3 separate regions of the Mus musculus genome follow, and regions 1 and 2 are each linked to region 3. Evidence: chromatin loops called from intact Hi-C (ENCODE). Cell type or tissue: left cerebral cortex. All regions are shown on one strand.

Region 1 (8,000 bases), 84 kb before region 3:
CCTTTCCCCATGGGTCCTGGAAGTTAAACTCAGGTCCTCACACTTGACAGACAGCATTTAACTGACAGAGCATCTCCCCAGCCCAGGAGGAGCTTTAGAAAAAAATGGAACAAGGGCTAGAGAGCTGGATGGGTGGTTAAGATCACATACATTCTTCCAGAGGACTCAAGTTCAGTCCCTATACCCATGTCAGGTGCTCACAGCTGCCTGTTAACACCAGCTCCAGGGAATCCGATGCCTTCCTTCCACCTCCAATGGCACATACCCACAGAAGTACACATAGGTAATAATAAATCTAAAAAAAAAAAAAAAAAGGGGAGCAAAGACTTAAGCTAGCAATGTTGTTCTGTCTCATTGTGTGAGGAGCCATCCAGAAGGCAGACAGCCGAGGTTAGCATCATGGTCTCAGATTTGCCAAACTCCAGAACTGTGAGTCTAATATTAAACTCCTATTCTTGTCAATGACCTAGTCACTTAGCCACAGGTATTTTGCTACAACCACAGAAGAAGAATGGAGTGTGTGTTTAAAAAGAAGTATCTTCTTGAGAATAAATTAGTACATAACGGAAAATTAGTGTTACAAATACAAAGAATTCATACAGCTTCAGAAGGCCTGGGGTTAATGAGGGAGGTAAAAGATGCTGTGCAGGAAGCCTAAGAGTGAAGACAGAGCACTTGACGTGGTGTCTGACCCTAACAGGAGAATACCCCAAACAAAACCCTCATGTTGTACATTTGTTCCAAGCTCATTGGTATCCAACAGAAACGTCATCAACTGAATAACCTTGAACCCCTGGATCTGGGAGATGGGCTTACCCTTGAAGGAACTCTGGAAAATTCAATAACCCCTCCTTCATCCCTTCCAGGAATCAGAATTGAACATGGCGCTCCAGGGACAGCCCTGAAGGCTTACAGGCAGCAACTTAACAATCCCTTCTTCCTCTGTGCAAAGGAGTAAGGGTTCAAAAAGAGTATCAGCTAATAGACAGGCTAGCAAGTCTGGTACTGTAAAGGTAGCGAGGTAAGGATGCTAGGTCACTGTAGGCATAAGGGAGGACAGAAAGAGTGCTGGAGCTGAGTTACAGAAGTGTCTGAGGGGCAGTCCAGGGGCCTGGTGGTGCCCTTATCCAAGACCAGGAAGCCAGCCAGCCACCCAGAGGTTCTCAGAATGCCCAAATCTATCTCCATTTCCCACCAGTTTCAGATACCTGCTTCAGATTCAAGACAGCAGAGCAGTCTTGAATTTGTTGGAGAAGAGGCTGGAGAGGTCCATCTGAGAGAGTCCAAGCACCCAAGCTGCTTTACAAGTAGAGGTTGAGAAATGACTCACCCAACTTGAGATCCCATGGTCAGCCCCATGTGCAAGAACTCCAAAGAAGTACAGGGTCCCAGGATGCTGATGCTATCCCCCGAGGCAAAAGGGGACTGGTGAAATGAACATTTGGAGAAGGGGTACCATGGAACACGGGACCAGGCTGGGTGACTAAAATGCTACTGGGCATACCAATGCCTGCCTGTTGACCACAGGAACTGACTCTGTGGGCTTAGTCAGTGCCCTGGCAATGGCACTGCTTGCTTAGGGGACCTGCCAGTGTTTGGCTGGGGCTCCCTTTGGTCAGCCTCAGGGTGTTTCTGCTAGGGCAGACTGAGACTCTCCCGCCAACTCAGCCTTTCTTTAGAGTTGTTAAGCCCTCAGAGTCCAGCCAGTTTGGGTGGGGGGCCCAAGCTCTGTGGCTGGTTCTCCTGCCATAGGGCACCCAGAGGCTTCACATTGTAAATGCCGAGCCTCCTGTCATGTGGGGACCCAGCAGGTGCCTGGCCTTCTATTTCCTGATCCCTACTCTGGGCCAGCTGGCAGGAGAATCCTCTAGCTGGCCTCCCACTATAGGAAAGTCTAATTTCCAGTTTCCCCCAGGAGGGCAACTCCCAGCTGTGGCAAGAGCCAACTCAGCCATGACCTCCGTAGATCAAGCCCTATAAAAGCCCCAAGCTTTCAGCATGGCTCAACAAAGGTCCTGAGCCCAGCCCAGTTTCATCAATCATGGTCTACCTAGGTCTCAGAGCTGCCGCTAGAAGAGCAGCAGTTGTTGAGGGATTGGAAGGACAGCACTGGACAGGCTGAAAGGCTGTGCTATGCTCACTTGGGTTCTTCTATGGCAGGCTAGAATCCCAGTCCATTTCCTTGGAAGGGAATGCCTACACTTGGCCTGGCATTCAGCAGGGAATAAATGGAAGCACTTAAGAGCTATACAGAGCTGGGAGCTTGGGTGAGCCTGAAGGGTCATGTGCTGTTGTTTTGAGGTGGAAGACAGGAGAATTTGGGGCCCAGGGTTGCTGAAGTTTGGGTGGACTTGGAACCTGAGCATTCTACCTCTGAAAGTCAGTCTAGGACCATTGGTGCCCACTGGAGGGACACCATCTGGTGTCCCGTGTATGTTCAGCTCTTTGGCATTTGGTATCAAACGTGGCAGAAGCAACTTTAGTGTCTCTGGCACATATTTGGAGCCAAGTCCTATAGAAGTCTTGTGGGGTAGCGGTATTAAGAAACTAGAAAAACACAACAAAACTAAGATCAAAGGAATTGTTAGCTGTGTCTACAAAAAGGGAATACAGCAGGATAGATCCGATGCAACAGGTGACTGGAAAGGGCAGGAAGTCGACCTGAAGTGTCAAGCCCTGTATCTCCTGTGACTGGTCTCCTATGCCCACTGCCCACTCCCAAGATGGTCTGTAGACTGAGGATACAGGTCACACAGCTGAGGTCAGCACAGGAATTCTGGTTTTGAAGAAATATACCTTCCCAGCTATGTGTCCTTAGCAGGTTTCTGTGCCTCTGTTTCCCATCTATGGAAGGGGATAACAAGCGTCGTCAAGTACTCAAGATCAAAGAGGCAAGGGCAATGGGAGCTAAGTTGGTATTTGCTTGACTCTGCTGAGCCATCCTCTAGAAAATGCCTACTATGCTAAGGTATGTGAGTGTTCAGTGTGGTAGTGGTGTTTGCAGGGAACCGAGGCAGGCTGGGGCCCTCCTGCAATGGCCTCAGCTGTTCTCCCTGTCTCATGTGTCGCTGGAGTTGCATTCTTTCTTTCCATTGCCTGGACATTTTCGTACCTTTCCATAACACCCTCCACCTCACTCAGGTGTTTGCTTCAATACGTGACAACCTCAAACACCTCCTTCAGGTCCCAACCACCTGCTTCACTTTAAAGCCTGCGTTTTTCATAGAATAGTGTATAAGAGGCTCTGGCTCCAGCCCTGAGTAGTTGAAAAGTCACCCAACTAGTCCATGCCTCAATTTCCCTGTGTGTAAACTGGAACCCACAATACTCTCGACCTCTGGGGATTACCCTGAGGGACAAATAAAGGGACACACCAGATCGTTGGGAACGACGTCTGGTTAGGGACAAGGATGTGACCCTCGTTATTGTTGTGAGGCACCCCTTATCCAACTGCAAGATCCAAGGGGTGGGGCTTCACCATACCCCAGGCGTGGGTGCAAGCCACTCCGGATCTTCCGCCCCAAGCTCCCGGAGGACCAAACCGCCTTTCTTGCGCCGGTTGAGCCCGAAGAGGGCGAGGAGTGGCTGCGTCGTGGAAAGGTTGTCACTCAGTAGGTGCTCAAGGAGCGGCCGGTGTCAGCACGGGGGACCCAAAGCACGCTCCCTCCCCGCCTCCCGCGTGGTACCGTTCAGGTGGCCCACATGGTCTTGAAGGGTGTTTCTGCTTCCAACGACACCCATCCCCACAACAAAGAAACTCGCCATTCCCGGCCGCCTCCCCTCAGTGCACCCCGGAGGCACAGCGGGCCCGGAGCGCCGTGCGCCTCGCAGTTGCCCCCTGAAATCGCAGCTCGGGAGCTGTCCCTGGTAGGTGCAGGTGCGCACGAGACGGGGGCGGGGGCCAACCCCGCGGGGCAGCAAGCGGCCGGGGTACTAGGTGGCGCCCACCGGGCGCGCGGCGACGCCGCCTCCACCGAGATTTAAAGGGCAGCCGGGCGGAGGGATCTTCGAACGACTCTCGCTGCGATCCCTCCGCCTCGAGGCTCAGCGACGGCAACGACGTGGTTTCTTTGGTGGTGGTGGTGGGGGGGATTTACTCTTGTGCCTCCGCTGTCGGGTGCCGCGGCAGGGAACTTCATTCTCTCTGGTGTCTCTCAGCCTCTTCCCGCAGAATTCCGTCGAAGCCATCGCGGCCACTAGCGCGGAGCAAAGGTGCGCGCACGCTCGGTGTCGGCGTGGTGTCCCTCCGCCGTCAGTCGTGGACTCCTTTTCGTGTCCTTCCACCGAGCCCGGGCGGTGTCCGGGTGGCTCACCGGGGGCGGCGACGCGTCTGCGGCGCGGCAGCGAGGCTCGGGGGCTATGAGGTGAGGACGCCCGGGGACCGGAGGCGGCACCCGGCGCTGCGCGAGAACGCAGGACGCGAAGCCCCGAAGTCGGCGGATGCCTCTCAGATCCCGCGACTGCGCGCGAGGTGGAGGTGAGGCCCGAGGACTGTGAGGCGGGGGTGGCCCGGCGCTGCGAGCCAGGGCTCGGGGACAGGGGCTTGGCGCGGGCCGCGGTGGTGGCCGTGGCGGCAGGGTTGGGGGGGCCCCTCGGCGGACGCGGACTCCTTTATTTCCCCCCCCCTTCCGTCAGCGGAGGCAGCGGGCGGTGCTACGTCCGTGCCGCCATATTGGATTTTACTCTCCAATTTTTTTTTCTGAGGAAATATTTTTTGGTGATTAATTTTTCTGGAGGGACCAAAAAGTGTAGCCGGGCGCTTCGGGAGCTCGGTGGCGGAGCTCTTGGACGGGCCCGGTGCTGGAAGACCGGCAGTGCTGGCGGTGAGCCGCGGAGGACGTACGTGCGTGCGTGCGTGCGTGCAGGAACCGGGCCGCGGGGCGGGGCTGCGGGGCCGGGGCGGCCGGGCGAGCGAGCACGGCCTGCAGTGTTGGCGGCGGCCGGAAGGGAGCGGTAGCGGTCGGCGAGGGCCGGGTCGCGGCCGCACGAGGGGAGCTGCTCGGCCGCTCGGGATTGGGGGACTGTGTTTTTCCTCTTCTCCAATGGGCGGCCGGCAAGCGTCTCGCCCAATCTGCTCGCGCCGGCTCGCCGAACTTTCGGTTGTTTTTGTTTTGGCCCGAGCCTCGTTTCCTGTTGCTCCAGGCTCAGACTGTCGCGCGCGGGGGTGGGGTGGGGGTGGGGGGCAGTCGCTCGGGCCCCACGCAGTGGCACTGGCGTCACTCGATCTGTCATCCGCTCGTTCAGCCAGAGTGCAAGAAGGAGAGGAGGAGACGTGAAGTTCATCTTGAACTTTCTGATGGCGCTCACTCTGAGACAGTCCTCTCAGAGGAGCAGACAAGATGGATTGCCTGACTTGATTTGTTTGTTTGTTTTTTAAACCTGCTTTCTAGACTTAAAACTGTCTGACACAGGCCTGAGGGGTTGGGAGGCTGCCGAGTGGATGGATTCCTTAGAGGAACTCGCTTCTCCTTGTAACTGTTCCCCGTTCTTATTTATTTATTTATTTATTTTGACAGAAACGCCAGCCAGTTTGGGTAATTAGTAGACAAAACATAAGCCCTTTCAGAGGCGATGAAGAAGTTATTGTTTTTCTTTTTGCCTGAAATGATCACAGACAACTTTTTTTAAAGATTTATTTATTTCTTATATGTAAGTACACTGTAGCAGCCTTCAGACACTCCAGAAGAGGGAGTCAGATCTCTATTCTGATGGTTTTGAGCCACCATGTGGTTGCTGGGATTTGAACTCCAGACCTTTGGAAGAGCAGTTGGGTGCTCTTACCCACTGAGCCATCTCACCAGCCCCCACAGACGACTTTTGAGTGAAGTCCATGCCTTAAGAGTGAATTGCCAAAGACACACGTTTGCAATGTAGACGTGGGTTTGACCAAGTCCCTCACTAAGAGCCCCTATGGTCCAGGGTTAAAGTGTGCAAATAAATGTCTAGGTGTCATACATGGGCAAACAGTAGACTCTGAGTCTATAGCCTCTCGACATCGGACACTGTACTCCCTCTTCCAAGCTCACTTATGCTAGTTGCCATACCTGGTGCCTTTTGGCCATCCGGTCTCTGGCTTTCTCCTGTCCCAGCATACATCCATCCTTAGAAAAGCCGCAAGAGAGTATAGCCTGCTGCTGGCATAGGCTTATGAAGAAGCATCCTGGTTGGCCTGCACAGAAGCCAGGATTCCTCTGTTCCCTGAAAGTCTTTGCATGCTTGGTGAGATTGGCTTTGCCATTGCACGTACGTTGGTTTTCTTGTGAGCCTGTTGAATCATAGTTGAATCATAGATTTAGCTGGTCTACCTCGGCACAGGTGCTCAGTAGTCACAGCATGAAAGAGATAATTTGTTAATTTCTATGTCAAGCCTCTTTGAGGCTTTTCAAATTGTATCTACTCAGTGCCACTGAAAGTGTTCTTTAAAATTGTTATAAAAGAGGAAAAGAAAAGAAACAAACCCCTTAACTTTGTATACTTCAAGAGGAGACTAGGCCTCCATCCTTTCTCTGTGATTGAAACCCAACTCTTTAAAAACCATTTCCAAGGACTTTCCTTCCTCTCCCAAGTGCTCTTTTGAATGTATTTTCACCCACTGTGGTGACACTGGGCTCTCTGTACTTGTAGAAGTTACCAGTGGACCATGCCCAGGAAGGCTGGGTTGCAGAAATGTATGCAGATGAGAGGGCTGTGTTCTGGGGTGTTTGTGCAGTCCAGCAGGTGTTTTATAGGTGGGTAGGGCAGTCTTTTTAAGTTTCCCTTTGGTCATCAGTGGATCTTACCTCATATGTAATCTCCTACATAGTTGTCAGCTTACAGGTTTATAATGCCCAGCTATGTGTCTGGTTGTACAGCAGATTTGTGGATAGTGTCTGAGAAGCTCCGTGTCCTCAGGAGTGCTTTTCCAGTGGCTTGCAGAACAGATGCTCTCAGAGAAATCATTATGATTCCATCCATTATTTTGCTTGTCACATGTGAACTTTACCTTCTCTCTATTCACCAAAATCCTTTTTTCTGGTCAAAAGGTCTGGGACTTTGTTAACTCTAGAGCATTTTTTACTTATAAAAACAAGGGACTACATGCCATCCCTCTGTGGGCTCACATTATTGGTTGCCGAGCACAAGTTGAGTGACTGTAGACACAGCACAGGGGACTTGTATCTCAGGTGGAGGTAGTTCTTGGCCTACACACCAGCTTTATATGTCCATGCAACCTTTGCTTTCTCTGTCTTTAATTACTTTGTTTTTGGAGTGGATAGAACATTGTTTTCCTGGCATGAAGACTGACTGACTGATGGACTTCAGTGCAGCAGTTTGCAAAAGCAGCGTCTTTCTTGGATAAGTTGTCAGTTTTTTTTTTTTTTAAAGATTTATTTATTGACTATATGTAAGTACACTGTAGCTGTCCTCAGACACTCCAGAAGAGGGAGTCAGATCTCGTTACGGATGGTTGTGAGCCACCATGTGGTTGCTGGGATTTGAACTCCTGACCTTCGGAAGAGCAGTCGGGTGCTCCTACCCACTGAGCCATCTCACCAGCCCCAAGTTGTCAGTTTTGAAATCTTAAAATATCGGGCTGCAGAGGCAGCTCAGTCAGTGAGTTCAGTTCCTAGTACCCACATCAGGTGGCTCACAAATACCTGTAACTTCAGTCCCAGGGAATCTGACACTTCTGGCCTCTAAGAGCACCTACACTCATGTGCACGTAACCACACACGTACACATAATTTAAAATAGTAAAATCATTTAAAAAAAGGCTCATATCTTGAAGTGTGAATTAAAATCCCTGCTGATTTTTAAATATATTAGAAGTTATGTGTATGAGTTGTTGTGCCCGAATATGTGCATCTGGTGCCCCTAGAGATCAAAGAGGACATCCAGTCCCTTAGAACCTAAGTTACCAATGATTAGGAGCCACTGTGTTGGTTCCGAGAACTGAATTTGGGTCTTTTGCAAGAGTAACAAGTACTTATAACCATTGAGTTATCTCTCTACCTCCCAAA
Region 2 (8,000 bases), 53 kb after region 3:
GGTTGTGAGCCACCATGTGGTTGCTGGGATTTGAACTCCTGACCTTCGGAAGAGCAGTCGGGTGCTCTTACCCACTGAGCCATCTCACCAGCCCAACCTTGAACTTTCTACGTAGCTGAAGATGCCTGAATTCTTGATCCCCTTGCCTCCATCTCTCAAGTGCTAGGATTATAGACTTAACCACCATGCTTAGTTTCTGCTGAAGACTGAGCTCAGGGCTTCATGAATCCATGAGGCAGGTGGATTCATCTATCAACTGAGCCACATCCTCAACCCTTTTCATTCCAACTTCATAAAACAACAACAACAACAACAACAACCCCTCAACAAACAACATTGCAGTGTGGCCAAGTAAGTCACAATTATAGGTTGGTTTGGGGCCCTATAACAACTACTAGCCATCCTAACACTTCTCTGAGGTTTGTACTATTATTCCCATTTTGCAGACCAGAAAAAATATGACCTACAGAAACTAAGAAACTCATCAAAACAAGTGAGCTGGACTTTAAGCCATTCCCACATCTGTTTTCTGAACTGTTCCAAGTTGGTTCCCTGTGGATTTAATGCTGAGACAAGTGTAAAGTCCCAACTGGGACTAGGGTACCCAATAACCTCCCTGGAGATTGAACTGGGGACTATGTCTCTGTTAAAGGATGGGGTGGACCCAGCTCCTACCCCTCTCAAGGTTTGCACTCCAAAGGCAAGGGCCTAACTTCTACCCACCCCTCTCAAGGTTTGTACCCCAAAGGCAAGGGCCTAACTTCTACCCACCCCTCTCAAGGTTTGCACCCAAACAGAGGATGGAGGGATGACCTCCACTGAGGGAGCAATGGATCTTACCAGGGTTAACTTCCCTGTAGCGGCCCACACCATAGGCATCCACAATGCCCTGGAAGCTGGAGGTGAAGCGGTTGGTCCTGATGAGGGTTGGAGGCATGTCCTGGCAGGGGATGCGGTGAGCGACAGCACTCACTCCTTCCTCACTCTGGGGTACCCAGGCAGAGAGACAGAAGCCGATGCCCGGAGCCTGTAGAAACCCTGCCCCCACCCCAATCCCACCCCCGTTCCCAGGCCCAGCTGAGATGTGGACTGTAATTTCTGGGTTGAGGGTGGGGTGGGATGGCATGGGGGAAGTTGGTCAGCCCCATCCTACCCAAAATGCCCTGGAGGAGTAGGCTCCTCGGAAATGGTACCCACCCTTCAATCCCAGAGCAAAGGAAGCTTAAGGAGAGACTGGAAGTAGAAGGAGGAAAGGCAGGGAGGGAGCAGGCCTCTGGCAGCCTGGATGCTCACTGAGCCGCTCTGCAGCGCCTGCTGCACAGTGGGCAGGTCCCTCGCGGCACACCAGACCTCCGCGATGAGGCACTTGTGTGTGGTGTTCACACTGCACTGGTTGAGGGTCAGGTACACTGCCTTCATCTTGTGGATCTGCACCTGCCATGGGGGCAGCAGCTGCTGCACCCGGCCCAACACCTGGCTCAGGAACCGGTCTGTCTCCCCCAGGACCTGGGGACAAAAAAAAAAAGTAATCAAGGGAGCCTTGAGGGAGCTATCAGGGGTCAGGTCACATGGGCACTCACTTCCTGAAGCTCCTGGCTTTGCTGCTGCAGCTGCTGCAAGGTCCTGAACCGGGCTTCCTCCTGCTCCAGGTATGGGAAGACATGACAGTGGAAGCTGAGGAAGACATGGGGTAATGGGGGTCAGTGGGAGTCACCAGGTAGAGCTGGGGGCAGGACAAACTCGGCTGAAGGTGTTATCAGGGGCCTGGGCCACACAGGACCAGTCGACTGGACACCTCCCGCGGCCGAGTGACCATGCACTCGTGGCTCACCAGTCTGTGATCTTTCGGATCTTCTGTCCGATCTGCTCACCCCAGTAGGAGATGACAAAGGTCATCCAAGTTGCAGGCTCACCCTGTGAAAGCCAGGTTCGGTTAGTCTCTGGAGCCCTGGCTCCTCCCTGACGGCCCCCACCCTGGCCCCCCTGCAAACTCACCGTCACTGGGTCCTCCAGCTGCCCCTCAGTCTCCCGAAAGCTGGCAATGAGGAAGCCGCGGCAAGCTCTCCACAGCAGGCGCTCCAGGGCCGCAGCCTTGTAGGGCTCCACAGCACCTGCCACAAAACTGCCAACAGGGCTGGAGGCGGGCTGCAGCCTCCTCCCAACTCACCTCACAGGAAGCACTCGTGGGGAACCCCCAAACACAACATACAGAGACTCAGGGGCCATCGGGTCCCCTTCTTTGGCCAGTGCCTTAAGGCTGTCCAGAAAAGACAAACTGCCCCGACTCACTTGACCTTCAGGTCTGAATGTGGCCCCCGGGTGCCTGGAAGCAGGGGTGTTGTCTCAGAGAAGGGTCCTTCAGTATGGTCAGCTGCCACCTAGGCACCAAGAGACATTGTGAGCCCCAGCCGTGGCATATATATCTCCAGGCCCCATCCCTGCCCTGGCTGGGGCTGACCGGCGGGCTGTGGCTCTGGCCCAGCACAGCCGAGTGAAGCCGCAGCTGGTGCAGCTGGGCCCGCAGTGCCTGCTGATTGCCACGAACATCCCGAAGCTCCTGGGCCAAGCGATCCGTTTCCTCCTGGATGCGCAGCAGGTCTCGGGGAGGTGGTGCTGGCAGTGTCCCCTCAGGTGGGGCCAGCGTCAGACCTGCCCGCTGCACTTCTTCCCGCAAGAAGGCTAGACACAGAAAGGGGCGGTGGGGTTAGGGGAAGTCACACAGGGTTATGCCAGCTCATGTCTATTGTTAGCCAGGGGCTGCAGACATGTAGGGAGATCCCTAATGCGCACCAAAGGCCATGACTAATCTGCTGAGTCAGATCTCCAGAAAAATCCCGGGCTAAACTGTTTAGAAGCAGCCGCTCTGTTCCCCCTGTTTTGCCCTCATCTCTGACCTAAGAAAGGCCTTTCTAGCCCTCCACCCCAGCGTCTGCCCACCCCAGTCCATCTAGGCAGAAAGCTTAATAGAGTTGTGGCTCATACTCCAAGGCAGTCCTACCTATCGTCCTTGGCTCCACCCACCCAGAGCCAAGGATGTCCTGCGGATGCCAGCAGCCCCGCCCACACCTCCCTTCTCTGCCTTTCACCTGGGTAACGGGGGCACTTCCCTTCAGACCAAGCTTGCCTAGCGCTCATTCCATGGGATGTGAATCTGGGTCCAACTTACTAAACGTCTTCTCCAGTTCCTCGCAGCGCCGGACGTCTACCACGAAGCGTCTCTGGAAGGCGCTCACGGATTCGTTGAGCTGTGATGGATACATATACGGGTCAGAATCTCTGGGAGGGGATCAGGAGGTCACTGCTCTGGGATCCAGGTCTGAAGCACCTCCTCCAAAAAGTTGCTTGGTGCCCAATTAGCCTGAACGGACTAGTTGGAGCAGACTCAACCGCGTGCCAGAAAAGGCACGAGTAAGCATGGGAAGGGCGCCGGTGCTGGAAGGGAGGGCTGGGATGCTCCTGTGGCAGGCCAGGGGTAATCACACGGCCTTTCCTGATGTGGGTTACCCGCCCAGGCCTCTGTCCCACCCCACTTACGTCTCTGAACTCCACGAGGCCCAGCTCACCAAGCTGGCTCACACAGTTGTAAGCAGACCCTGTGGGCAACAGGAGCTGGACCAAGGCCACCTCTTCACTCCGGAACATAGAGCCCATGATCCTTAGGGCAGGCAAAAAAAAAAAAAAAAAAGGTGGTTAGGAGCTAGTTCCAGGCAGGCATCCATACACCTGTTCCCATTCATCGGACAGATGGAAAAACTGAGGCCAGGAAAGAAGTAATGGGTACCGAGGTTAACAGAAAGTCAGTAGCAAGAGAAAGCATGGGCCGGGCAGTGGTAGCGCACGCCTTTGATTCCAGCACTTGAGAGCCAGAGGCAGGCGGATTTCTAAATTCAAGGCCAGCCTGGTCTACAGAGTGAGTTCCAGGACAGCCAGGACTGCACAGAGAAACCCTGTCTCGAACTCCCCCCCCCCCAAAAAAAAAGAAAAAAAAAAAAGCATGGAGCAGCCCAGTGACCCCAAAGCCTACCACCGTAGGCTGTCTTTAAGCTGGCCTTCCTTCTGCTGCCTTCTTGCTTCTAGCCCAGCAGCTCCCAGACACCCTGGCTCCAGCAGTGTTTTCAGCACTGGATCACCTCTCTGTCTGCCCCCCACTTGAGACCCAGCTTAGCCCTGAGACCCTAGGCTGTGACAACTGACACCAAATGCCTCTGAGCTGTCTAGCCTGCTTCCTTATACATGCAGAGGGTGGGGGTGGAACTCCCTCTAAGTTCCCTGGAGCTGAAATCCTGAAGGGGAGGATTGGCTGGGGGTTGCCTTTGGCTGCCCGCAACATTGCCTGTGGGGCTGGGAAAAGTCTTGGTGTTGAAACTGGGAAAGTGAAACCATGAAACAATGGGCGGGAAGCTCTGGTGGCCTCCCTCTAACCCCAGCAGGCACACACTTCCTGGCTGGAAAGCAAACGGACTCTTCAACTGCCCTGCAGATGCCCAGCCAAAAGCCAACACTCTCCCTGGGGCCACTGCCTGCTCCTTGGTAGCTACTGCTCTTCAGGTTCAGGATCTTGGGGACACCGTTTCCTCAGCTCTTAAACTGGCGTTGAGGGCTGGAGGTCACAAGTGGGGACACACATCGAGAGGAACTTCAGATACTAATGGGCCCAGCTTACTGCCTGGGTCTGCCCAGCAGACCACTTCCTCCCTAGGTCTGGTTTACTTAAGGGGAAACCACAGTCCTGTCCCCAGCTTGGGAAAGGAAAGAATTCAGATGGTAGTCAAGGGCTTCAGAAGAGCCAGGCCCTGCACAGGCAGGGGTGAGCAGGGAGGGCTGGGTGCACAGAGCCAGGGACTAAGTCTCTAGGGTCCTCCCCAAATTGTAAGCAGCTATGTGACACTGGGTAAGTCACTTGCCCTCTCTGGGCCTGTTTCCTCTTTGATTGAATTGGCCACCCCTGGCAGGAAAGATGTGAGTGAGGAGATAAACGAAAAATCAGACTCCCCACATCTTACTTCTTTCTATAAACACCCCTTCCCCCCAATTCCTAGTGGACAACCCAGCCTTACGATTTTTTTGTTTGTCCGTTTTTCAAGAAAGGATTTCTCTGTGTAGCCTTGACTGTCCTGGAACTGGCTCTGGGGATCAGACTGGCCTTGAACTCAGAGATCAGCCCACCTCTGCCTCCTGAGTGCTGGGATTAAAGGCTTGTGCTACCACCACTCCTCCTATCCTGGCCTTAATTTATAAATGGGCCAACCCAGGTGGAGTAAGGTGAAGTCTAAGGTCACATGGCCAACTAGAACCACACCACAGAGGGGTCTGTCCCAGACAGAGGGACGCTGCTCTGACTTGGCACATCCTGCCTAGTCCCAGCGCCATAACCACCAGCACTCGGGTGCTCCAGCCAAGGGATGCTAGACATGTACATGCAAGACAAACGGAAGTTCCCCCATGCTCCCTGCAGACAGTCCACATTACATACCTTGATTTTGTTACTAGGTCCTGTCCTGTAATCTGCGAGCTAGACCCACACACACCACTCGCGATCTGGCCTTCCCCTGAGGCCCCGGTGTTCTGCCTTACTCCTGCACCCCCTTTCCTAGTCTTCCTTCAACCCCTGCCTTTTCTCCCAGACCCTGCTCTTCGGAGGATGAGGAGAGGGGCTGGAGTCTGCCTTGAGCCCGGCCACTTCCTAGTAGGATGGCTTCCGTTTCCTCATCTGTAGAATGGGTCCCTCGTTCAGAGCCAGACGCAGCAGGGGCCTCCATGAGCTCAGGCTCTGAAGTTTCCCGGAGCTAGCAACCTATCCTCTGCTTCTCCTTGCGGCCTGCCTGCATCCCAGACTGCCTGACACGGTCGCGTGGCCTCTGAGTTGCCTCCACCCGGAGTCGGGCAGGGCGCCTGGACCCTTGTCCAGGCGGAGGAAGAAGCAGTTGGTAGGCAGGGCTGGGGTTCCTCAGTTTAGCAGGACACTCACCCAGGTGGACTCTTCGCTCAACTTCGGCTTAGGATCTGAGCCCGCCCTCCGGCCAGTGCAGCTCACTCCAGCTTCGAAATACCGGAGTGGGTGTGGCCTGTGACGGCCTGCCCACTGCCCGCCCTGTCCCGCCCCCCACTGAGTTCGGGCGCGGGGTGGGGGTGGGGGTGAGGGCGGTGTCTGGACGCCCCGGAATCGTTTAATCCCGGGAATCGGGAGATAACCGACAAAAAAATCCCGATAATCGGGAGATGACAGGTAGGACCTTAAGGATAGGCCACCTTCACCTTCCTAGTACGTACAATCTGCTTCAAGCTACTTCGCTATTGTGCAAGATCGGCTGCTACCCAACCTCACCCAGCTCAGACTATGCTGGGTAAGGGTGGGCCCACGCTATGGGCCCCTCTCCACTGGCAGCAGGGTGTTGGTTGGGCCAGTCTCTGCGGAGGAACTTGACCCAGGAGCCTGGAGACTCCAGAAGTGCCTCAACCTCCTTCCTAGCCCTTGAGGTATGGAAACTGGGATTCAGGACCATTCAGCTGCCTGTACTTTGGACAGGCTGGACTGTACCCAATGGGGACCAGAGGGACAAGGGGCCCCTCAGCTGTGCTGACCCTTGAGCCCCATTCAATAAACAAGGGCTCTAATGTGTGGGGGGAGTATAGAATGGAAGCCTAAGGCAACCTGAAAACTGAGTCGAAGTGGGTAGGTATCCCCAGAAAACAGGTATGACATGGGTCTGAGGTGACTTGGTGAGGACCCTCACACAAGTGTACCAGGGGGCACAAGCCAGTGCTCTTCACTGTGGGGGAACAGACAACAGACGGGCCATAAAGCTGTAGTTGTGAATACAGTAGAAGTGTACATAAGAATAGGAGAACCAAGCTAGCAGCAGTCCCGTCCCCCCCCCCACACACACAATGTGTGTGTGCCCACACAGGGTCGGGGTAGAGGTGAGGGCGGTGTCTGAAACGGTAACAAGTATAACACCCACACTTGGGAGGAGTCAGAGAACTTAGTGGGCAAAGGGGATGTAGTAGCCAGAGGCAAGGCCAGCTCAGAGGCAGCAGGACCTATGTCATTCCCTTGTGACTGTCACCCCCTAGCAAGCTTCCTGTTCCCCAAAGGACACCCTGACCTTAGGGATGTTGGGTGCAAGTGTGCGGCTACACTCCCCGTGCAGGCACCCATGGAGGCCTGAGGTGAGCAGCAGGAATTTTCCTCAGTTGGCCACCTGTTGCACTCAGTTTTTGAGCCAGTCTCTCTCACTGAACCTGAAACTTGCCATTTTGATTAAGTTTGGCTAGCCAGGGACTCTGGGATCCACTTGACTCCATCCTCCAGCAGAGGGTCACAGACATGTGGCCACACTAAGCTTTTCTGTGCAATCTCAGGATAAGAATAACTCATTTACTCAGCCTCCTTCCTACTCAGCCTCCTCCTGAGGCTCTTGATGGACTCAAGCAGAGCCTGGAAAGGATCCAAGTCCAAACTGTAGCGATGGACAGCCAAGAAAACAGAAGACCTGGACCTCACCTCTCAGACACCCAACACCAATGGGGACAACAGGCCCCTGGTGACCTGCACTGCCAGGCTGTGGGAAAAAGCCCAGATGTGTGATACGGTTCTGGGTAGTATTGCCGATCACAAAGAGGCCTGGTAGGCCTGTGCACCATAGAGGATGGCTGGGTTCTGCATTTGCTAGACTTTGGGGCAGGTGAGTGGCTGGAACCCACTGAGAGAGCGATGCAGCAGGCCATGCACACCTGGTCTGGCTGGAGCAAACCAGATGCCCCTGGCTGCGTGGGGTAGATTCTGCCCTAGAAATGGAACAACACAACAGGTAGCTGTGGGATCATAGTTTCTTTATGGGCTAAAGGGGCCACAAGGCTGAGCCAGGTGGCCAAGGTCACCAGTGGTCTGGTCACCGGTACAGGTAGTCAGCCTGGATGTTGGCAGCGATCTCGGCCTCCCACTTGTCTCCATTGTTGAGTAGCTTCTCCTTGTTGTACAGCAACTCCTCGTGTGTCTC
Region 3 (8,000 bases):
GGCACTTAGGTTCTTTCCACTTTTTGTCAATAATAGATGTGGCAATGGGATATTTTATGCATGGGAAATTTTGCTTCTGAGAACTTCTCCTTTTTAACCCTAAAAAATGTTTGTTTGTTTATTCACATCCTTGTTTATTGTTGCAGAGGCCTGTGAGTGCTATAGTGTGCATACGTGGATCAGGGGACAGACAGACTGAGGGAGCTGATTCTCTCCTTCCACCATGCATGTTCTCGGGTGGAACTCCAGCTTTTAGGCTGAGAGGCATGCGCCTTTGCTGGCTGCCCAGCTACCTTGTTCATTCCTGTCTTTGTGTTGTTGAAATGGGGCCTTACGTAGTCCAGGATGACCTCATACTTGGTATTAGCACGATGGCCTTGAATTCCTGATCCTTCTGCCTCCACCTTCCTAGTGCTGGGGATTACAGCTGTGTGGTACTATTCCTGGCTTCTGGAAACTGTTTTTTTATTTTTATTTATTTTTGTTTGTTCATTTGGTTTTGTTTGTTTGTTTGTTTGTTTTTGTTTTTTGTTTTTTCGAGACAGGGTTTCTCTGTATAGCCCTGGCTGTCCTGGAGCTCACTTTGTAGACCAGGCTGGCCTGGAACTCAGAAATCCACTTGCCTCTGCCTCCCGAGTGCTGGGATTAAAGGCGTGCACCACCACGCCTGGCTGTTTTTGTTTTTTTTTGAGACAAAGCCTCTCTATGTAACCTTGGCTATTCTGGAACTCACTCTGCAGACTAGGCTGGTCTGCGTGCGCCACCACCGCCCGGCTGGCTGCATTAGGGTGTTTATTACAGCAATAAACACTGTGACCACAAGCAACTTGGAGAGGAAAGGGGTTTTTCATCTTACAACTCTCAGGTCTCTATCACTGAGAAAGCCAGGACAGAACTCAGGGCAGAAACTAAATCAGAGACCATGGAGAAGTGCTGGTTACTGGCTTGCTCCCATGGCTTGCTCAGTGTGCTTTATGTACAACCCAGGAACACCTGCCCAGGGGTGGCACTGCCTAGAGCTGGCTGAACTCTACCATGTCACTCATTAATCAAGAAAATGCTCAAGATATGCCTACAGGCCAGTTTTATAAAGGCATTTTATTAAAGTTTCCTCTTCTCAAATGACTTGCTCATTTAACAAGGAAAATTATTGCAACCCTTTATCCCCACCATGATTATAGTCATTTGACAGACAGGGACAGGCTTGGGCAACAGTAAGTAGTCTGCTTGAAGGCAGATGCCAAGGAAGTAAAATGGGCAAGGTTTGTACCCAGGCTGCCAGGCTCCAAGGCTGTACCTCTTGCTTGCTGTGATATGCAGACGTTAGAAGGGAAGGCAGTGCCTTTAGGGCAAGCTTGTGACAAGAGTGAAGAACTTGATTCACCCTGACCTTCTTCAAAGTAGGGACCTGTGAGTGGCACAGGCCCATCATAGGAGCGCCACCTAACTTCAGAATTGCCATAGATGCTGGTAACAGGTACATATCCTATAGCCAGCTCTTGCTGTTCAGGTGAGTAAAGCTGGTTCCGGCCACATGGTTCTAGTTGATTGGACTAAACCTGGGCGCCTGACTCAAGGGCACTGAGTCTTGCTCTGGCCACACATATGACAGGACATACAGAGAGGAGTTGGACAAATCAGCCCCTCAGCGCTTCTTGTGGAAAGCTTGGAATGACAGAGGGTAGAAACTGCTTCAAGTGGCCCTGAATCAACCCCATAGCCACATTACCTACGTTTAGATCCAGGCTATCATTTCCTAGCTGTGTGGTCTTGGGTGAGTTCTGCTCTGTGTTTGTGTGTGCAGGGATGGGGGTGGGGCTGGGTGCATGTGCACATGTGGGTGTGTCCTCATATGGGTCCATATGTGTAGAGAGACCAGCAAGCATCCTCAGGTGATAGTCTTCAAGTGTTGTCTATCTTGTTCTTTGAGACAGGGTCTCTTCCTACCCTGGAACTTGCCAGATTGGCTAGGTTGGCTGCAGGTAAGCCCAGGAATGTGCCTGACTCTGCCTCCCCAACTGTAGGATAGTAAGCACATGCCACTACACCTGGCTTTTTTGTTTTGTTTTGTTTTGTTTTTGTTTTTTGAGACAGGGTTTTCTCTGTGTAGCACTATCATCCTGGAACTTGCTCTGTAGACCAGTCAGGCCTTAAACTCAGAGATTCACTTTCCACTGCTCTTTGAGTACTGGGATTAAAGGAGTGTACTAAAGTGCACTCCTTCTTTGCTTAAAGCTAGTATCAAAGTGACAGATTCATTAAGGCAATTTCATATATGCCATTAAGGTTGCCCCCCCTCCCCCGTGTGTGTGTGTGTGTGTGTGTGTGTGTGTGTGTATTCCAGGCAGAGTTTTACTCTGGCTAGAATTTCTATGTGGGTCATATATGTTCATGTCCTTTCCAAGCCTTTCACTGGGGTGACCTTTTACTGCCACTGGAAGCTGTGCTCCCAGCAAGGCGCCTTGTGGGTTCTCATAGTCTAAACCAGAAGAGGTCAGAGAAAAAGTTAACTGCAAATTATAGAGCTCTCCTCTCACTTCTGGAGCAGCTTCCCCCTCAGCCAGCTTTCCAACATTCCTCTGAGATTATGGGGACTAGTATGAGGACAAAGGGCCAGTCCCCTGTGAAGGCCAGTGACACAGCCCCACCTCCACGTGGGCTGGTGTTTTCAAAGTCCTCCGTTCCCTTATCTAAATGCCTTCCTGAATGGAGACGTTGATTTCTTACTGTTCTAGCAACCAGTGGTATTCCTAGGCCAGGCCTCTTTTTTTTTTTTTTTTTTTCCCCTACTTGTCTGGAGTTCAACTCCAGGCCTAGCTCCACGGGATCGTCCAAAGTCTCTTTTCATTTGCACTCCTTCCCCCGCCCCCCCCCCCCCACTCCCCAGACAGTCTCACTATGGAACTTGGGCTGTCCTGAAACTTACTGTGTAGACTAGGCTGGTCTTCAGCCCATAGAGATCTGGCCTCTGCCTCTGTGCCTCTCAAGTGCTGGGATTAAAAGCATGTGCCATTATGCACAGATTATTTGCACTCTTTTGTTCAGTAAGATCACTTTTGGGGGAGTAAGTCCAGATAAGTACCTACCTACTCTTTTTGAAGAGTTTTTGGCTTCCAGCAGACTGTGAAAACCCACAAAGAAGCCATTTTCTGCATGCTGGGGTATAGCTAGAAAGAAATCTCTCTTTCTAGCTATACCCCACAACACAGACCTGTAGTTTTATATTCTTTGTAGCCTCAATTACTTCCTGGAAGGACTGAATGATGAGACCAAAGAATGAGGCAATGTGTGGGCATACAGCATAGGGGCCTTGGCCCCCTTCCATGCCCTAGGGCAAAGGTACATTAGTCATGGTCACGCGACTGGACAGCCCGGAAGAGGGGGGGGGCAGATGACAGCATCCACAAAGCCAGGAATCGCGAACCAAGCACCTTTGGCCGGCAATTCTGGAGGCCGTTGAGGCCAGTCTGTTAGGAAGATGTCCTGAGAATCTAGCTGACATCCTCAGCACCACGGACAGGGAAACTGAGGCTGCAGGCACGTAGAGGGGGAGGCTTCTCTCTGAGCGGAGAGCGCAGCCAGCTGGCAAGTGGGTGTGTGGCCTTGACCCAATCTCTTTTTGATATTAGACCTGCAGATGGATAACGCCTCCGGCCAGGAGTTGTATTGGGCATGGAAGCATCTCGAACAGGGCCTCGGAAATGTTGTAAAAACACACCCACAGAGCTCCTTTGGGAGCTGCCTTGCCCTAAGGTCACGCGGAAAGAGCAGCCAGCCTCCAGACACCATTTTCCTGCAAAGTCCCCGGGGCCTTTCAAATCATCACTTTCAGACCTGGGGGCGTCTAAGGAAAGTTTCCCTTTCAACATCCACTCTAGGGTCTGCCAAAGCTGCAGAAGCCTCGCCTCTCCTGCCCTAAGAGGCTCGAGTCCGCAAAGGCGCCACCTTGTGAGTGCAGGCAATTGAGATAGCCTTTACAGGACCCTCGCGACCCCTAGACAAGGCCCCGCCCCCGGTGCGCCGACCCCTCCCTCATCGTGGACTCACCGCCTGAGCCTAGGAGGGGCTGTGCCGCAGCCAATGGGAAAGCGGCGTGGCGAGGGTGGCGGCGGTTGTGATGCGCCAAAGCGTCCAATCAGCGGCGAGCGCGGGGGCGGGCGGTGACGCTGGGCTCTCCGCGTGCAGCGCTGTAAAGGAGCGAGCGCCGCGGCCCCCTATAGCAGTCGCCTGCCGTCAGCCTCCCGCGCTCGTCTCTCGTTACTGCTGCCTGACGTCCATTGCTGCCTCTCCCCGCCGTCGCCGACGTCGCCTCCCCGCGCGCTCCCACAACCGCCGCCCGGCCGGTCAGTGAAGCCGGCGAGCCATTCCCCGCGCCGGCCCCCAGAGGCGGGCATCCAGCCGGACCCTGAGTGTGGCCCTCTCGTGCTGTGGCCGCCCGCGCCTTCTCGGCCGCTTGTCCAGCATGAAAACCAAGTTCTGCACCGGGGGCGAGGCCGAGCCGTCGCCTCTCGGGCTGCTGCTGAGCTGCGGTGGCAACGCTGCCCCGACGCCCGGCGTAGGGCAGCAGCGGGACGCCGCAGGCGAGCTGGAGTCCAAGCAGCTTGGTGGCCGAACCCAACCTCTCGCGCTGCCGCCGCCGCCGCCGCCGCCCCTGCCGCTGCCCCCGCCGCCATCACCGCCGCTAGCGGACGAACAACCCGAGCCCCGGACCAGGCGCAGGGCCTACCTGTGGTGTAAGGAATTCCTGCCCGGAGCCTGGCGAGGCCTTCGCGAGGACCAGTTCCACATCAGTGTCATCAGGTCAGTGGCTGCGGCACCGCGCGGTGGTGGTGGGGGCGGTGGGGGGTGAGGCTGGAGGGCGGGGCGGGGCGGCGGCTTGGGTAGAGGTGATCGCCGCGCCGGTGTCCGGAGCACAAACCCCGCAGCGCGGAAGGCCGCCTGCGGGCGAGCTTTGAGAAAATGTGTGCTGGGTTGCCGTCCCTTGCGGAAGAACAATACTATGTAGTTATACAAGCACATTCTGTACCAAAGCTCAAAATAGATGTGTCTAGGAAGCCGTTTCTCTGCGAGGGCCTTGAATGAAAAAAGGGATGTTGTTCCCAGCACTCGGGAAGCAGAAGCAGGCGGATTTCTGAGTTCGAGGCCAGCCTGGTCTACAAAGTGAGTTCCAAAACAGCCAGCTCTACAGAGAGAAACCCTGTCTCGAAAAACGAAAAAAAAAAAAAAAAAAAAAGGAAAGAAAAGAAAAGAAAGAAAAGAAAAAGGGATGTTGTGGCTGGGCTTTAGAAAAAGAGGGAGGAGCCGGGCGTGGTGGCGCAAGCCTTTAATCCCAGCACTCCGCAGGCAGAGGCAGGCGGATTTCTGAGTTCAAGGCCAGCCTGGTCTACAGAGTGAGTTCCAGGACAGCCAGGGCTACACAGAGAAACCCTGTCTCGAAAAAACAAACAAACAAAAAAAAAAAAAAAAAAAAAAAGAAAAGAAAAAGAAAAAGAGGGAGGAAAAATCCCCGGGGAACTTTTCCTTGTAGTACTTCTAGTCTGTAGTTTGATCACAACCCCCTCCCGCTCCAGAAATTCACCTTTGGCACTCAGTGAGCAGAAGCAGGCGGATCTCTTTATTATTGAGGCCAGTTTGGCCTACATAGTAAGTTTCAGACCAGCCAGAGCTACATAGCAAGACACTGTCTCCAAAAGAGGTAGAAGGAAATTGATGTGTGTTATTGGAAGGTAGCAATCACTCCTGTCTTTCTGAGGCTCGTGTCGTGTACCCGTGTTACTGGCCAGCGTCTGGAGGTGTGGCTCCACAAATCATTGTGAAGTAAAATGAATTCCTCCTCCTCAATCTCAAGCCGGGCATGGTGGCGCACACCTTTAATCCAGCACTTGGGAGGCAGAGGCAGGCGAATTTCTGAGTTCAAGGCCAGCCTGGTCTACAAAGTGAGCTCCAGGACAGCCAGGGCTATACAGAGAAACCCTGTCTCGAAAAACCAAAAAAAAAAAAAAAAAAGAATCTCCTGTGGGCAGAGTGATCATGAACATCCTTAGGTATTGGAGCCTGGCCTTGAACCAATGAGGATCCTATAAGCAAGCATATTCACACACACACACACCATGCAGGTCGGGTTGTCTTGGAACTCACTATGTAGACAAGCTAGCTGGTCTCAGACTCACAGAAATCCACTGCCTCCCCTAGTGCTGGGATTAAAAGCATCTGCTGCCATGCCTGGCGTTCCCCACTTCTTTTACGTTTAAATATATTTCACCTTAGATTAGAAAATAGTTTTTTATGTATTTAGACTTACTAGAGAAATGTAACTGTACCCTTGCCATTTTTGCACAAGTGCTTAGCATTCAGTATTGAATACGGGTTGGGTTTTTTTGACCTTTAAAAACCCATTTGGTCATTTTCTACCAGTTTCTGTTTGATTGGTTGACCCAGTTGAGTGCCAAGTGTCTAGAAACTGGCTGGCTGGCTGCCACAAATAATCCTCAAATCCAGTTGTAGTCATTTGACTCCTTTTCTGTGCCCAGTCTCTCACCAGAGTCATGAATGCAGCAAAGTTAACTCTTAGATGGACTGCACTTCCTCTTTGCCTTTCAATGTTCAGGTGCCTCATGGATCTGAGACTATGTCAGAGGTTTATGAGCAGGTATTTAAAATATAGTTGGTAGGAAGTGGAAAAAGAAGACCACAGATACTCAAATCATTGTTGAGCGTCCTAGAAAAATTTGTCCCCAAACTTGTCCCCTGACAGGCTTAGCAGTTCTTACCAGGAGAATGGTAACGATTACTGTGGCACGGTCTTCCTTCTCCCTATGGAAGTAAAGCGAGGCCTGAGGGGATGTGCTTGTCCCACACTTGGGAGGGGAGGTAGAAGTATCAGGAGTTAAAGGCTAGCCTGGGCTATAGCAGCTTTGAAGTTGGAGACGAGCCTGGATTACATGAGACCTTTTTTCTTTTTTCTTTTTTTTTTTAAAGATTTATTTATTTATTATATGTATAATACACTGTAGCTGTCTTCAGACACACCAGAAGAGGGAGTCAGATCTTGTTACGGATGGTTGTGAGCCACCATGTGGTTGCTGGGATTTGAACTCTGGACCTTCGGAAGAGCAGTCGGGTGCTCTTACCCACTGAGCCATCTCACCAGCCCGAGACCTTTTTTCATCAGTCCAAACCAATGCTCTAGAGGAGTGACTTGCCCGAAGTCCATTGATAGCTCTCTGGTGTTCCCCTCTTCTACATTGGCCCTGGGGTCTGTTTGGACAGCCCTGTACCCAGCCTTAGAAAGACGAATCTTAAGCCCGGCATGGTGGCGCACACCTTTAATCCCAGCACTTGGGAGGCAGAGGCAGGCGAATTTCTGAGTTCAAGGCCAGCCTGGTCTACAAAGTGAGCTTGTGGTTGTCTCTATGGACTGTGTCACTCATAAGTTAAATCTGTTTTGCTCAAACCAGTCATTGCAAAAGTATGGAGAATATTTTGGGGTTTTCTTTTTTTCCTCTAAGAGTCTTGAAGGCAGGCCTTTCCTTTTGGATTGCAGTATCTTTTAAAATGTGGCGTGCTGTAAACAGGGTAGTCCGTGGTTACAGACGCTGTTGAATAAGGAGAGAAGGTGATTTAGGATGTGGGGAAGTGGGTGGTAGCTACCTAAGTTAGTGGCTTAGCTGGCTCCGTTCCATCTTCCTGGTTTATACACCTCAGTTCATTCAGCGTGTCCCAGGGTTAAGCTTTTGGCTCCTTCCCACCTCAGAATGTACTTTCTGTCCTAGCCTTAATAGTAGCAGGCTCCAATCCCTTCAGCCTGTTTATTCCCCAGAAGTGTCTCTATTGTGGTCTCTAAGACCGGGGACACTCAGAAATACCTTTTGCTTAGTCACATGGTAACAGGAGGTCCCAGGGCATTTAATTTAAGCAATTTATGTGTACTACCTTCTATCTAGTTCATTCTCCATCCTGTTGCCAGGGGATTCTCAGGGGCTATCCGTTGCTTCCATGGC

What was found. A loop is a pair of places that touch in the nucleus more often than their neighbours do. Peaks named below come from ENCODE experiments on the same cell type or tissue, not always from the same donor. Only the 100,000 strongest peaks of a DNase experiment are listed, where the experiment ranks them.
Region 1: a loop joins it to region 3, with 7 times the contacts of the local background. A loop is called at or near these places in 4 of 42 quality-filtered maps.
Region 2: a loop joins it to region 3, with 2.1 times the contacts of the local background. A loop is called at or near these places in 8 of 42 quality-filtered maps.

What each region holds. Positions count from the first base shown.
Region 1 is chr19:3,763,864-3,771,863 of GRCm38, forward strand. Kmt5b (lysine methyltransferase 5B) reads left to right here and starts at 4,026. Exons shown (of 11, transcript NM_001379678.1): 1 at 4,026-4,477. In left cerebral cortex, CTCF peaks have their summits at 4,968 (motif pointing right) and 5,694 (motif pointing right); DNase peaks (open chromatin) are centred at 3,625, 4,226, 4,657, 4,944 and 1 more place; H3K4me3 peaks cover 3,074 bases; H3K27ac peaks cover 2,709 bases.
Region 2 is chr19:3,901,051-3,909,050 of GRCm38, forward strand. It overlaps Tcirg1 (T cell, immune regulator 1, ATPase, H+ transporting, lysosomal V0 protein A3), which reads right to left and starts at 6,083. Exons shown (of 20, transcript NM_001136091.2): 1 at 5,969-6,083; 2 at 3,535-3,655; 3 at 3,167-3,245; 4 at 2,459-2,679; 5 at 2,290-2,378; 6 at 1,996-2,122; 7 at 1,832-1,914; 8 at 1,581-1,674; 9 at 1,294-1,506; 10 at 841-985. The coding sequence starts at 3,651. Ndufs8 (NADH:ubiquinone oxidoreductase core subunit S8) reads right to left here. Exons shown (of 7, transcript NM_001271443.1): 7 at 7,813-8,000. The coding sequence ends at 7,893. In left cerebral cortex, no CTCF peak of the experiment used is centred here; DNase peaks (open chromatin) are centred at 4,554, 6,063 and 7,186; H3K4me3 peaks cover 2,160 bases; H3K27ac peaks cover 1,923 bases.
Region 3 is chr19:3,847,614-3,855,613 of GRCm38, forward strand. Chka (choline kinase alpha) reads left to right here and starts at 4,160. Exons shown (of 12, transcript NM_001271496.1): 1 at 4,160-4,800. The coding sequence starts at 4,463. It overlaps Gm51271 (predicted gene, 51271), which reads right to left and starts at 3,203; the gene lies at 3,154-3,203. In left cerebral cortex, a CTCF peak has its summit at 4,954; DNase peaks (open chromatin) are centred at 4,146, 4,647, 4,988, 5,794 and 1 more place; H3K4me3 peaks cover 2,589 bases; H3K27ac peaks cover 2,069 bases.